Regions from separate parts of the Mus musculus genome. Here region 1 is linked to region 2. The links are chromatin loops, found by intact Hi-C in ENCODE. Cell type or tissue: heart. All regions are shown on one strand.

What was found. Hi-C counts contacts between places; a loop is a spot of excess contacts. Peaks named below come from ENCODE experiments on the same cell type or tissue, not always from the same donor. Only the 100,000 strongest peaks of a DNase experiment are listed, where the experiment ranks them.
Region 1: it touches region 2 in a loop (11-fold over the local background); 16 of 42 quality-filtered maps call a loop at or near these places.

The regions. Positions count from the first base shown.
Region 1 is chr17:25,331,265-25,336,264 of GRCm38, forward strand. No RefSeq gene overlaps it. Among named protein-coding and RNA genes, the nearest start is that of Prss29, 15 kb to the left of the region's middle. In heart, a CTCF peak has its summit at 2,851 (motif pointing right); no DNase peak of the experiment used is centred here; H3K27me3 peaks cover 3,918 bases.
Region 2 is chr17:25,467,973-25,472,972 of GRCm38, forward strand. Tekt4 (tektin 4) reads left to right here and starts at 3,618. Exons shown (of 6, transcript NM_027951.1): 1 at 3,618-4,283. The coding sequence starts at 3,750. In heart, a CTCF peak has its summit at 2,152 (motif pointing left); a DNase peak (open chromatin) is centred at 49; H3K4me3 peaks cover 1,118 bases; H3K27ac peaks cover 3,704 bases; H3K27me3 peaks cover 1,284 bases.

The DNA.
Region 1 (5,000 bases), 140 kb before region 2:
GGGCAAGGAGCTGCTGGGTGTGAGCCGAGTCATCATCCACCAGGACTACGTGCAGGGTGTCCTGGGTGCAGAATGGGCTCTGCTTAGCTGGAGAAACCCCTGGACTGTTCTGCTAACATAAGCTGGTGAAACTGATCTCTGGGTCTTTTGAGGTCAAGGCACCCATGCTGGGTGACTGGCTGGGGCATGGTCCATATGTATGGTATGTTTCAAGGAAAGATTTGGGCTGTGGAAACAAACTTGTCATTTGAGGATCCCTGCTGGGTGGCACTAAGGTCCCAGGGAACAGAATCCAGGGAGGAAAGAGAATACTGGCAAATATACAACTCTGGCTTTTCTCCAGATGTCTGTCTGTACCTGAGGCCGATGGCATGGCCGGGCCCAGAACCCAAGATTCCGAGAGGCAAAGGCCCTTTCTCCTTCCTATCCCCCTCTGTGCTCCCTCCTTCTCTCCCTCCTCTTCTCCCTCCCCTCCTCCTCTTTCTTCTCCTCTTCTTCCTCCTCCTCCCCATCTCTTCCTCCTCTCCCCCCTTCCCCTCCTCCTTCTTTTCTCCTTTTGGAAATACTAGAACATCTGATTCCCCTCTCTTTGGTTCTCGAACTGCAGGCAGATAGATTTTTGTTACATTATTTATGTATTTATTTTTTGGGGGGGATGCCATGTTTTGTCATAACATTCACGTGGAGGTCAGGAGGCAACTTTCAGGAATTTGTTTTCTCCTATCATATGAGTCCCTGGGGATGAACAGGTCTTCATTCAGACTTGACTGCAAGCATTCTTAACAAATGACCCATCTCACCTGCCCCTGTAAGCACATAGGAACCATCTTTAGCCTCCTAAGGGTCAGAGCTGGGCATGGATCTTGCAGATGTGTGTCTCCTACACACACTGTTGCAGGGATGGATTTGAGTAGGGATTGCGTATTCTCAGCCCCCAGGATGAGTTGGTAGGGTAGTGGACAGTTAGGATCTATGTACCACCAATCCTACTTCCTTTCTCCCCAGCGTCGCTGCCCCCTCCCTACCACCTGCAGCGGGTTTAGGTGCAGATAATATCGCGGATAATATCGTTTGTGAGCAGCTATACCATAATGCAACCGGGCACCACCACCAGGGCTACAAATTCATCCAAGATGACATGTTGTGTGCGGTCAGTGAGGGCTGTGAGTTCAATTGATTTCCTCCTTCCTGTTCCTAATGCCACTTCAGGGCCAATAACCACTGATGCTACTTCCTCTTCTAGGGTGACTCAGATGGCGCCCTGGTCTGCAGGATAGCAGGCTCGTGGACGTGGTGAGTAGGAGTGGTGAGCTGGGGCTATGGTTGTGCCCTGAAGGACATCCCTGGGGTCTACACACATGTGCAGTCCTTCTTGCCCTGGACCATGCAGCAGATGAAGAGGTTCTCCTGAGCCCAGCTGGCCTCATGCTGGTCGCCAGAAGATGAGTCTCCCAGTACCCACTGCTTCAGCCTTTTCCTGGTCTTCCGAACCTGTCCTGTCCTCTGGCCTTCCGGGAGCCTGGACATCCCTGACCCAGCAAAGAAAGCAGGGACAATGGCCGGCGGGGTGGGTGCTCTTGGCCTGACAGAAGGTAGAGAGGAATGAAGATTTTCTATGCATGCTGTTGCGTGCTGTATGCAGCTGTTGAAGGTACTGACTGGCTTTTGCTTTCCGCTGTTCTTAATAAAGGTCTTGTGCACATTCAAGTTCAGGATTTTGTGTGAGTTTTACATTTCCTTCTCTTTGGAAAAGACGCCCACAGGTGTGGTTTTCCACATGCGGAGGGAACTATCTGTCTGTACTGCTAAATTTGTTTGTGCTCTGTGTCCTTGTCTAGATAGTCACCACTGAGCCTTAATATCTTGACATCCCAAGTGTACTTGGCATCCAGGTGTGGCCCTATTGTACACGAAGAGTTTGGTGTCAGGGGAGATCTTCAGTATGACGAAAGAGTTTGGCCATCACAAGTTGCACAAATGTGCTTGGGATTAGTGACTCACAGAAAGTCACATGAGGCCTTCATCCTCACGTCATTCTGTGCTGGGATTCTGTAGACTCAGGCCACACAGAGAAGGCTCCCCGTAGAACAGGGGCTGGAAAAGAAATGCCTGTGCATCAGTACCACCCGCCAGAGCCCCAGCCCCGGCAAGCATGTCCAACCGGCCCGGCAAGGGGTCCTCGGCATGTGGGGATGAAGCTGGCAGCAGCCAGTCTCATCTAGGTCAGATTCTGTGTTTCCCAAGGAGGATGCCCACAGGCATGGGAGAGTGAACTGGGCTCCGGCAGAACGGTACATGGGGGACAAGGAGGACAGGCCTGTAGCCTTGTTTAGGACTAAACTCAGGACAGGAACAATTTACCCAAGCTGCAGGGGTGTGAGAAAAGTTCTAGTCAGGGTTCACCTGAAGGATGGGAGAGAAAAAGGATTGCAGGGGGTGGTCCCACCCCTATCACATACACACAGGGCTATGGTGGTGTCTCATTGCGCAGGGCATCGGGGGGTGTGTGGAGACTAGGAATCAGCCAGTTCTGTGGCCAGCTGCAGGTCCCTGATCAGTCCACCCCTGCATCAGCTCCCGGTTCTCTAGCAGAGATCCACCCCAGGATCGTGGAAGCTTTTCTGTCCTGCGCTTTGGGACCTCCATGTCTGGGACTGAGGGGGGCCAAGGGGGAGGGTGAACCCTGCCACTGCTGCACATTTGTCTCTGGCTATGTGCGGCCTGGAGATGGCTTTAAGGAGAAGAACAACAAAAGAAAGGGTGTCAGGCAATTGAGGAAAGCAAAGGGCTGGACGCTAAGAGTAAATCCTTGGAAATGCTCTTTGCTGTTCACATACGCAGCCTCCAGGTGGCGCTGCAGGATGGGAAGAGGGAACTGCGATTCGGGTGTGCGGACAGGTAGGTGTGCAAGGAAGCCCACCGCCTCCTAGTGCAGGGCCTGTGTTCAGCAGGCAGAAAGCAGCCTTTCCCATTCTTCAGGGTCCTTTTTAATTTTATTTCTTCTGGAGGAGAGATCTATGTGGCTCAGGCTGGCCTCAAATTTCCATGCCAAGCTCTTTTGGAGAATGTTCACTCTTTTCACAGGCTTTTATTTGCTATTTTTAGGACTGCTGGCCTAATGAAGGTGGACAGCCCAGCCTGTATTAGACTGCAGAGTCTGGGATAAGATGCGGTGGGAAGCAGGATTTGGGGACCTGGTAACTTCTACAGGAAAACAGGTCATGACAGGTTATATGCATGGCCACGCTTCCAGCACCCCTCCCGCTTCCCACAGTCCTATGGGACCACACAGGTTAGGAGTATTGTAACACAGACGTAGTTACAAAACTCTCAGAATCCCGATAGAAAGTGGCTCCTATCAATTTGCTGTGCTCTGCCTGACCCACACTCTCTGGCTCCTGATTGACAGGAAGACAGATGGCTTCTTGGGGCTATATGTCCTGTCTATCCTAGAGTTTCGCATGTATAGGGAGAAAACCTCTACCATCAGGCTATATTCCCAGTCCTTTTTGGCATTTTGAGTCAGTATTGTTAGGTTGGCCAGGCTGTCTTTGAACTCACAGACAGTCCTTCTGCATTAGCCTCTCCCAATGCTGAGAAGGCAAGCCTGTGCCTCCAGACTAGGGTCTCCTCTGCTCTGTTTCTGAGCATGCATGTTTTTTTATGTGGTGTTGTGGTTCTTTCCTTGTGGCTAATACTGTCTGTTGAAGGAATCCACAGGATTCGCTCATCCAGGTACAAGTTAATGGACATTTGGGCTGTTTCTAACTAGGGCTTTTGGGAGCAACGCTGCTTTTAACAGTTTGTGTTTTGTGTGAACACATGTTTTCTCTCGGAGGAGCACAACTGTGACTGTGGACTCACACAGAATGTTTAAAGGATACAAGACGTTCAGATTCAGGGCTGTGATTACATCCTGTTGGCTGTGGATAGGACTGGGCTCCTAATCGGTTCTTGGTATCTACCAAGCCCTCCTTAGCTTCAGGAACTCTAGGTGGGGGTGCGGTGGGGTGCAGAGTTTTTTTCTTGAGTTTTATCTGTGACAGTTTTCCCCCCTCTGTAGACCAGGATGGCTTCAAACTTGCAATGATCCTCCTGCCTCAGCCTCTAGGCTTAGAAACACTAAGTCACCATGGCTAGTTCTGGGTTCTTGCTTTCTCCCTCCCCCTCACTCTGTCCCTTCCTCCCTCCCTCCCTTCCTTCCTTTCCTCCCTCCCTTCCTTTCCTCCCTTCCTTTCCTTCCTTCCTCCCTTCCTTTCCTTCCTTCTCTCTCTCTCTTTCTTTCTTTTTCTGCTTTCTGTCTGTCTTTCTTTCTTTCTGTCCATCTTTCTGTCTTTCTAACTTCCTTCCTTCCTGTTTGTCTGTCTTTCTGTTTTTCTAACTTTCTTTCTTCCTTCCTTCTCTTTCTCCCTCCCTTCTCTCTTTCTGTCTGTCTGTCTTTCTGTCCATCTTTCTGTCTTTCTAACTTCCTTCCTTCCTGTCTGTCTAACCTTCTGTTTGTCTTTCTGTTTTTCTAACTTCCTTTCTTCCTTCTCTTTCTCCCTTCCTTCTCTTTCTTTCTTTCTTTCTTTCTTTCTTTCTTTCTTTCTTTCTTTCTTTCTTTCTTTCTTCCTTCCTTCCTTCCTTCCTTCCTTCCTTCCTTCCTTCCTTCCTCTCTCTCTCTCTCTCTCTCTCTCTCTTTCTCTCTTTCCTTTCAGACAGAGACTCCTGTAGCCCAGGTAAGCCTTGAACTCCTGAACCTCTCGCTTACATCTTCTGAGTGCTACGAAAACAGATGTGCATCACCACGCCAGGTCTCTTAGTTTCATTTTTACTGTTGCTTTGACAAAACATCTTGGCAAAATAATCTTAAGGGTGAAAGTGTTTGTTGTAGCTCCCAGTTCAAGTTACACTCATCACTGTGGGGAAGGCGTAGAGGCAGGGGCATGAGGTAAGTAACCATATAATGGACACAGTCTAGGAACAGAGAGCCATGAACGAATGCTGCTCAGCTTTCTTTC
Region 2 (5,000 bases):
AGCTGCCTGGTCCTGCCTTGCCAAGTGGAGAGGCTCATGCCCAGTGCCTACCTCTGAGGCCAGACCACTGGGCTCAGCCCTCTGTCAGCCTGTGTCCACGCCACATCTTCTTGCGTTGTCTTATCTTCTAGGGCCTGATGACGGATGGGAAACAGGGCTTTCACAATGGCCCTGGGAGTCATCAGAGGAGGGGGTCGCCCCTAATATCCTGCACAGCTCTTTCCTATCTTTATCCAAATTGCTCTTCAATGCTTGGACTCCAGGATTCTTCTTCCGGGAAGTCCTTGGCTGGCTCCTCCTTCCTGCTTGTTGCCCGCTGCAGCCTTGGCTCAGGGATGCCTAAGAGCTTTGGATCCTTCTGTAATTAAAGTGTCCCACTGGCCTGGGGAGAGATGTGGCTGTGCCTCCCACTGCTCCTGTCACTGGGTCTGCACCAGCCAGGGTGGCTCCTTGGGTTGTCACTTCACGCAGGATAGGAGGTGGCCAGATGGCAGTCTCTCCTTTGTTGGCCCTGTCCTGTCAGCGTGACCTTGGGCCCGTCTCAGCCTGGGGCCTGCAGGCTGTGCCTGTTCTGGGTAGAGTCTATGAGACTGCATGGCTTCCCTCCCATTTAGAACCTTGCCGATTGGGGCTAGCGCTAGGGAATCTCCTCTGGCCTTGGGGAGCTGCTGGCTAGACTCAAAAGAAAGGGACCCTTTTGCCCATGTCCGTCCCACTTGTGATGTCTAGAGTTTGTAAAAAAAAAAATCTGTGCAGGGGACAGCTGTACTCTTGGTCAGTCCTGATGCCCCTCTGTTTCCCAGGCATCCTGCAGGGCTGTCCAGTGTGGTGGGGTCTGGTTCTTGGGGACACAGGCAGAGTCCATGGAGCTAGCACTTCTAGCCCCATCATGCTGCAGCTGTGATGTGGGAACTTTCACAAGCCCTTCCCCCCCGCCCCGACTCAATTTTCCCACTGTAACTGCAATGTAGGAAGAAGGGCAACATGAGAGAGGACCCCACCCCACTCCATACAGTCCTGTAGTGCACCACCATTCTGCCCACACATCCCATTCAGTCTGTGCTCACTGTGGCTTTACCTGACTGTTTCCCACTTAGCCCCAGCTTTGAGTATAGTTGTGATGGCCTCAGCAGCAATGATTGGTGTTCCTCTCTGAAAGGGTTGGGCGGAGAGAGGCTGGGAGGGACTGCACCCTGTCACCTTCAGAGCACAAATGCCTCTTTCTTTGGACCAAGGGTCAGACTAGAGGCCGTGGATGATAGGGACAAAGGCTCAACACATCCCTGAAGGTGTCTGGCGAGTCTTGGCCCCTCAAGCTGGGGACTAAGGTCAAAGCTCTACCTTGGAGTCTATCTTGACATAGGGGAACCTACATTGAGACCTGGCCTTCCTCATTAGCCTGGGGGTTCCATGGGAGCATCAGCTACCTGCAGTGCCCAGTACTTGAATACTGCAGGTGAAGATCAGGTAGAGTCACTGGGCCCAGGCTAGTTCTCTTCCTTTGCAGTCCCTGGCTCCACATGTCAGGAATGAATCTAAGGAGAAACTGTGGTGTGCTCTGGGTAGCTCTGTACCTACTACCATGTGGGAAAACTGAGGCACAGAGGAGACAGAGGGAGGCCCACACTGGCCCCCAAAGGTTCTTGGCTTCTAGCTCTTGAGGAACAGTGGCAGCTCTTGCTCCATCTGGTTATGAATTCTCAAGGCTTCTGCCCACAAATTACACATGTATAAAGCATCTACTGGTGGGAATGCCAGGGGCTCCTGCCAGAGGATTGACATGGAGTGTGAAGTGAGTGAGGGGCTAACTGCTAGGGAGTCAGCACAGGGTCGGGGCGGGGGGGGGGCGGGGAGGAATGCACAGCCTGGACAGAGGTGTGTGGGTGAAACCAAGCCTGTGCACTGAGCAGAGAGAGCCTGAGGTTCTCGAGGCGGGAAACGGGATAGGACAGTGGGGAGAGGAGAGGCTGAGGGGCTGTGGCAGTAGACCCTGTGCTGGCTAAGGGTGTGGATTTCTTTCAGAGAGGACCTAGTATGTGAGGAGCCTCTGGGGAAGACCAGGTGGGAGGGGAGGGAGGAAGACCACAGAATGGTCAGGAACTAGGAATAGGTGGCTGGCACATTCTGCAGTCAATGTCGCCCTCTCTTGGTCACACTGGCTATCGACTAGGGTTTCTTAATGCCCAGGTTGGATGGCAGGATTTCCTATCTAACTAGTGTCCTGGGAACAACTGCCCAGACAGAAAGTGCCTCCCCTTTTTGAGCAGATCAGGATACGTGACTCCAGATACATTCAGTGGGTGAACCCCCTTCAGAACACTGACCCAAATCCCCAGGAGGCTCTGATCTAAGTCCAGCTATGGGATACAGGAAGAAGAAGAGGGGCTGGCCCTTACACAGTGGCCCTGGGAATAGATGGGGTCAGGGTGGCTGTGGATACTCTCATGGGTTCAGGTCCCAAAGTGAGTCCTGGAGGCTGAGGTAGGGTGGATGTTTGGTCCTCTGGGCCTGCATGCGGGGTTCAGACCACATGCGCAATGGGCCAAGTTGTGGAGTCCTAGGGTGGCTTAGGGTAATGTTGAGGATGAGAGGCACTTCTCAGGCTGAGGAACCTGCTCACATTTCCATGGCCCCCACCTCCCACAGATCACCCAAAGGGGTCGTTAAGTAGGCAGAACCTCCTCCGTCCTCCTCCAGCAGGGCAAAGCCCACACTCAGGACCAGATCATGGAAGAACATCTCAGAAAAGGAGCCAAGGAGCCAGGGAGGAGGGCAGGGGTGTCAGGGACCTTGGAGCCTTCACTACCCCAGCCCTGGACCTCAAGACCCTTCATACCCCAGCCCTGGACCCCAAGGCCCTTCACTACCCCAGCCCTGGACCCCAAGGCCCTTCACTACCCCAGCCCTGGAGCCCAAGGGTCCCAGGGAACAAGTCCTGAGCCTCTGTGGCTCGGATCACAGTGTGGTGAAGAGTTGAGAGTTGGGGATTGCCTGTGTGTGTGTGTGTGTGTCTGTGTGTGTGTGTGTGTGAAAGAGAGAGAGAGAGAGAGCTTGTGCATGCGCACGCACATGGGCATATGAGTATTTGTGTGCATTGGAAACCTTAGGGGACATTTCTCAAGCACCATCCATTTTGGGGTTTTGTCTGTTTTTGTTGTTATTGGGGGTTTTGTTTGAGATGGGGGTCCTGCTATATAGCCCAGACCAAGCTGGAACTCACTACGTAGACCGTGCTATCCTTGAAATCAGAGAGCTCCACTTGTCTCTGCCTCCTGAGTGCTGGCATTAGAAGTATTTGCCACTATGCCTGGCCAACCTTATTTTCAACAAGGTCTTTCACTCGTCAAATACAGTTGGGCTGGTTGGCCTGTGAACACCACAGATTAACCGTTTCTGCCGTCCCAGTGCAGGGATTGCAAGCATATGCCACCACACCCATCCCCCCCTGCCCCCACCTGTGTCCTGGGAAACAAACTCATGTTCTTGCGAGGCAAACATTTTTACCTTTTACCCAGCTATGTTCCCAGACACTGCTTGGCCCTTTAAGAGGGCAGTTCTGCTCCTCCCCCTTGAGTGACCCTGTTGCTCAGCAACAGGAGGCAGTTGGTGTATACAATGTTCCTTAGGCAACCAGGAACCTTGCTTGGGACAGAGTGACCAGTACTGCTCCATTGATCGTGCCTGGACAATTGCCCAGTGACCCTCTCTTCATTCCGCCTCCCTTCCTGCTTAGCCAGGCAGTGGGTACCATGGCCCAAACGGGCGTGCTCCTGACCAAGGAGCCGGCCCCACAGTCAATAGATGTCTGTGAGCTTCCGCGCAAAGAATATGAAGTGGCCTGCAATACTGGCGCCTACACGTCCTCGGGTCTGGCCACCGCTGGCTTCCGCACAGCCAAATACCTGAGGGACGAGTGGTTTCAGAACTCTTATGCCCGCTACCACCAGGCCTTCGCAGACCGGGACTACTCTGAGCGGCAGCGGCATGAGAGCGGGCAGCTGGTAGCCGAGACTGGGGCACTGGCCCAGCGCACACAACTTGACTCCACAAGAAAGGTGGGAGAGCGCCTGGAGGACATGCATTGCTGGAAGTCAGAGCTGCAGCGAGAGATAGACGAGCTGTCTTCCGAGACGGACCTGATGATGGCCCAGAAGCTGCGGCTACAGCGCGCCTTGGATGCCACCTCCGTGCCTTACTCCATTGCTACTGACAACCTGCAGTGCAGAGAACGCCGCCAGCACCCAGACCTTGTCCGGGACTATGTGGAGGTGGAGCTACTGAAGGTGCAACCAGTGGCTCGGGCTCAGCGTGGGAGGCAGGCTCTGGCTCTCATAGAGATAACACAGGGCCTTAGGGTTCACACAGCACTGTGCCTATGCAGGACTCCTGATCCTTCAGATAGCGGAATTTCTACCACATCCAAGTAACTTTCTCTCTTGTGGGATTCCTTCCAGCCCATAAGATTTCAAAGACGTTCAGTCTGACTCTGAGGGGATTTTTGTTGTCGGTGGTGGTGGGCTTTGGGCTTTTTTGTTTGTCTGTTTTCCAAGACAGGATTTCTCAGTGTATCTCTGTCTGTCCTGGAACTCACTCTGTAGACCAAAGCTGGCCTCAAACTAGGAGATTTACCTGCCTCTGCCTCCCAAGTGCTGGGATTAAAGGCGTGCGCCACATTCTTCTGGCTGAGGTTGTTTTGTTTTTGGCTAAGCCAAAGGCTCCCCCGTACCACCATGCATGCCCCTTGCAGTGCTATTGGTGTTCAGGGTAGAAAGCCGGGCCAGCCAGTGTTGCATGTATGGAGGGCTTGTGGATGCCCATGGCATCTGCTCTCTCTCCCCAGAGCCCCAGAACCCCAGAGCCTGAGCTTCAATGTTCTCCTAGTATACACTATAATCCCAGTGTCAGGGAAACTGAGGAAGGAACACGAGCTCCAGGCCAGCCTGGACTACATATGAGACTCTTAAACAAACACCAAAACCCAAACTGAACCGAAAACAAAC